Regions from separate parts of the Homo sapiens genome. Here region 2 is linked to region 1. Evidence: read pairs that join two places in POLR2A ChIA-PET (ENCODE). Cell type or tissue: OCI-LY7. All regions are shown on one strand.

Region 1 (2,500 bases):
AGTTTCAGTTTCCTGGAGGCCGCATCTCCTCCCTATACAGTGGAGGTGACTTGATAACGCACCTGTGAGCTCCTATCTGCTGCCCCACTTCTGTCTTCATTCTCTGCTCCCTGCCCAAGTTCTTCCTGCTCCCAAAGAAGCTGCAGACACTCCTGACCTCGTGTCAGGTCTGTTTACCCCAAGAGAGGCAGCTACCACTGTCACGTGCTGACATGGGTTTAAAGCAAGGCTCCAGGCAGGAAAGAGGGAGAAGCTTCTAGGCCGAGCATGAGGAGAAAGGACCCAGTCTCACCCCAGGCCAGTGGCCGAGGATGTGAAAGAGAAGACAGCATGGCTGCAGGGGGTAGCCAGAGGCAGCAACGGGTGCCTGTGAGGATACAAGGAGGGAAGAAGTTGGCCCAGAGGGGTTTGCTGAGGACCAGACCACAGGCCGTCTGAGATGGCAGTAGGAACTGGCCAGGCTCAGACAGCAAGGATGAGAGCATTACAGGACTGGTGTCCAGACAGGAAGCGGTCAGTCCTAGAGGTCCCAAAGCTGGCAGGCAGAGGAGCTGCACCTGCTGTTCCTGCCTGCAGGGAATGGAGGGTGTTTCTGGGCATGCATGGCCCTGGGGTGGCCATGGCCCTGGGGATGGAGTCCTGGAGTCCTGCTGGGGGACGGTCTCATCCTTGTGCAGGTTTCTTCCCGACTTCCCCCGGAGGCCCCATGTGGCAAGTGGCACTTTACCCTCAGTCCTCAGCCTGGGGTCATGGTCCTGAGCCCTGCTGGAAATATGGGCTTATTCTAAGCAATAGCTTCCCCCTCACTTCATATCACTTGCAAATAAACATAATTTCTCCCTTTTAAAATTTGCATTATTGGATCTGTTACTTTATTTGTGCATTGCATTATCTAGCAGCAACGTGATTCTAGCAGAGGTTGGCCAGCGTCCCTGTCCTGGGCTGCCTTTGCTGGTATTTGCGAAGGGCCTCCTTCACAACTAAATGGCTTTCTTCCTTCTCTGTTTTACACAGAGCATCAAATCCCCCATGAATTGTCTTCACCAGCTTTTCTCACACGTTGGATTCGTTAGGCACTTCCATTTCTCCTTACTTACCCAGATTATATTTTAACCACTCTGGAGCTAGAAAACCATTTGTCCTCTTCAAATCACACTTCTGGTGCACTCTAGACACATTTCAGAAAATACTGATAGGCTCGAAGTAAAATGGAATTTAAAGTTCTGTTTTAAAAATGTGAATTCCATTTTTAAGTTGTATTTCTGCTGGAAAAATAATATTTACTGTTCTTTATGAATAATACAGTGCTATATAATTTTTCATTAAAACTATAAGAATTACTTCATAAGGCAATATTTTTCAAAATAGATTTATGGTATTTAATGATTTCATTAATTTTGTGTATAATGTGACTTTTAAACTTTGCTATTAATATAATCTCACCTTTAAAGTGAATGCACGTCTGAAATTCTCGAGACTCTAAATGGACTCACCCTGCCCTTCGGTTGTTGTGGGTGGTGGTCAGGTGACAGCCTGTTCTTTTGTGTCTGATTAAAGTTCGGTTGTTGTGGGTGGTGGTCAGGTGAGGACAGCCTGTTCTTTTGTGTCCGATTAAAATGGTTGGTGTATCCTTCAGTTGGATCTGCTGCAACAATCTATGAACAATGAAGATGATTTTGCCAATGTTTCTGTAGAAAAAGACCTTTTTAGAACATACATATTAGGTATATTTTTAGCACAGTAAAATGATTTTTCAAAATCAATGCACAGCAGGAAATGGTAGCTTGTAATATTTCAGTATAGTCATATGAACAGAGAATTCCTTAAAGTGCAAATGCAATTTTAGTCCATGGGGCTAATTTTGATCATGTTAAGCTCTGTAAAATCGCAGGAGCCCAGTTCATATCTCACTAAATAAGGGATTTCTTGAAAGAGTCATAGGCAGATGTCTCTATTGGTATGAAATGCATGGGAGAGGCATAAGACCTTATTTGTGTTTGTTTAGTAGTTCAGCCTCTGGTTTATAGGACTTTTGGGTTTTTAATTTTAATAACAAACCCTATTTAAACTCAGGTGAACACTCTCTTATCGTTGGGGCCTACTGTGATCTGAGTGTGTGCGCTCCCCCAAATTCCCATGTTGAAGTCCTCACCCCCAACACGAGTGTATTAGGAGGTGGGGCCTTTAGAAGGTGATTAGGCTCTGAAGGCAGATCCCCTGTGAATGGAATTCCTGTCTGCATGTAGGAGGCCCTGCCGAACTCCTTGGCCCTTCCACCATATGAGGACACAGCAGGAAGGCACCGTCTGTGAACCAGACAGCAGTTCTTACCAGACACGGAATCTGCGGGACCCTCCATCTTGGACTTCCGGCCTCCAGAACGGAAGTCAATGTCTGTGGTTTAGAAGCTGCCTGTTCTGTGCTTTTGTGTTGCAGGCTGAGTGGACTAAGGGGCATATTTCATGCACTTGTTTAACTGGATTCTCATTTTGTCTGGTCT
Region 2 (2,500 bases), 74 kb after region 1:
ATTACCTAATAAAAATTACTTAATACAAATTCTGGTGTTAAAATTGGGGATAATGTATCGTGTCTTGCTTGTGTTATTTGTCTTGCTTGAATATCTACAGTGGGTTTATGCCATTTAAAAAATAAAATAAAATTACTATTCTACTAAAAATTAGGTAGCAGTTGTTAAGTTACAGACATAAAGTTAGGTTGTTTCAGGATAAATTTTTCTCTCTCCTTGCATCATCTGTGTGCCATGGTCTTCCTTTTCTTCTCTTCTTCTATTTTATGTTGTTTGTTCTTCCTCCTGTGACAGCATCTGTGTGGGAGGATGGTGCCGCTATCGGGAGGTGCAGGAAATATGCGTGGTGAAATGAAGATGGCTGTGTTAGTGACCTGCACCCTTTCTAGCCTAATCATTCTACCATTTTCAAGAGGAGTTTCCAACTCTTTCTTTTCTTAAGTTCTGTTTCTATGGCAACATCTCCTCCTAGCTTGCCATCTATACACATTTATTATCCTATCACTGGCATTTACTTATTACCTCTTATTTTTTAACATGAGTCCATTACATCCTCTTATGTTCTGTCTTGCCTGCATTCTGGTTTCGGGGCTTGCAGAATTTGGCTCCCATACACACACCTGTAGCTCTGGCGTCAGTATTTATGCTTACAGGACACACACTCAACCTCCTTTCCATTCTTTTCCACTTTCTCCCCCAAGATCTTCATTAACAAAAAAATGCATTATATCCTTTCAATCTCACTCAAGTGAATCTAACTTGCTTCTAGCTCACTTTATTCTTAGTGGTTTTCGAAAGAGTACCTGTATTGACACATAACACCAGCACAACCTTCCTAGTCACTGTTACTAAGAAACAGAACTCTGGAAGTCACAGGTTCAGTTTTTGACTCTTAGAGAAATTATTTTCTGCTGAGCACTCTTCTCTTTTCTAGGACTCAAATTTTTCAAAATTGTTTTTCCTCTAAGAGTTTGAAAAAAAACAGCTCTTCATCTCTGACATTTTCCTCTTTCCCAGTGGAGGCATGGGATGCCATCAGTTTATTGCTAATTAACCTCCCACAGTCTGCATCTGAGTAAATGACTTAGTGAGACTCGTAGTCTTGAACATTTACAGGGTTAGATTGTCTTAAACCATAACCACATATTCTAAAGATAGTTAAGCGGTTTTGCACAGCCATTGCAGATTCAAATAAAAACAGTTTTTATACTCTTATCAGATAGTAAATGGAGGCTTTGAACATGAACGAGAACCTGGTTCTGAAAGACCTGGACAGGACACACAGTGGTGCTTGTGGGACATATAGGCTTGCAGAGGGCGTGGTGAGCACAGCAATGATGGGGCAGCTGTGGCCACAGAGCCTTCCAGAATAGGAGTGACAAAAATGAGGGTGATGCCAAAATCAGCTCCCCAAATAAATGGATTACAGAATCCAATCAATAGCAAGAAATATTTACAGGCGGTCCCTGAAATAATCTTTTAGGGCTAAGTAACTGGATGTTTTTTCTTTTCAGATTCAGATCTCACAATCACAGCTGGAGAAAACAGTAAAGGATGCACTCAGTAAACCTTGCCCTCAGGACAGACTTGGGTAAGGAGAGGGCATCTGCATCCAGGACACTGTCTATTCTATTACAAATGATTTCAGTTTTTCTATTTACATTCTAACTTTTATATTTTGGCTTTTAAAAGTGGTCTTCTTTGTAGCTTGAAAGGGAAGGAGGAAATGGAGAAGGAGAGAAGGAAGGGAGGGGAGAGGAATGGAGGAGAGCAGGGGAGGGAAGAGGAAGGGAGGAGGATAGGGGAAGGGAGAGCCCTCTGCAGTTGACTTAGAAACCAATGTTGGCATCTCTTACTTGTTTGGGCTGCTGACAACTTTACGTCTACTCTGCCACCTCTGAATTTGGGTGCAGCCATGTGACTTGCTTTGCCAATTAAATGTGAGCAAGCATAAGAGATGTTTTTTCCAAAGGGTCACTTTAAGTGCTAGGGAAGATCTTCCATATTTCTTTTTTTCTCCTGCTGGACAATGGAAAACATGCCTTGAGATGGTCCCCAGCCAGGGTCCCTAAGTGTCCTTAGTGAGCTAAACGTCTCCATCAATCCACATGGACAAGCACCAAAACAGGGAAATACACCTCTGTCATGAGTCCACTGAGACGTGGGGATTTTTGTCACTGTAGCTGACGTCCCTCTTCTTGACTAAGCCATCCCATTAGTTCCTTCAGGAACAGATGGTGCCTTTTGTTAATGTTTATGTCCCAAACCTAGGGATTTGATGATCCTCTTGCATTGAATGAATGTTCTGCACAAAATATGATAAAAGGAGACTTGGAATTCAACTCATCAAACATACAATTTCTGTCTCACAAATTCTCATCTTACATAGGACATGCACCATCTTGACAGACTTTCTCAGTCTTTGACAAGGATATTAACTGTGCCCTAAAGACATTTTTTCCCATTCTGAAAATGTTGAAATGGGCAAGTGTGTTAGGAT

What was found. Peaks named below come from ENCODE experiments on the same cell type or tissue, not always from the same donor. Only the 100,000 strongest peaks of a DNase experiment are listed, where the experiment ranks them.
Region 2: POLR2A ChIA-PET joins it to region 1 with 16 read pairs; 2 of 35 experiments call an interaction of 5 or more read pairs at or near these places.

What each region holds. Positions count from the first base shown.
Region 1 is chr10:2,011,804-2,014,303 of GRCh38, forward strand. It overlaps LINC00700 (long intergenic non-protein coding RNA 700), which reads right to left. Exons shown (of 3, transcript NR_040253.2): 1 at 2,332-2,500; 2 at 1,444-1,655. Among named protein-coding and RNA genes, the nearest start is that of LINC00700, 1.3 kb to the right of the region's middle. In OCI-LY7, no CTCF peak of the experiment used is centred here; no DNase peak of the experiment used is centred here.
Region 2 is chr10:2,085,776-2,088,275 of GRCh38, forward strand. No RefSeq gene overlaps it. Among named protein-coding and RNA genes, the nearest start is that of MIR6072, 11 kb to the left of the region's middle. In OCI-LY7, no CTCF peak of the experiment used is centred here; no DNase peak of the experiment used is centred here.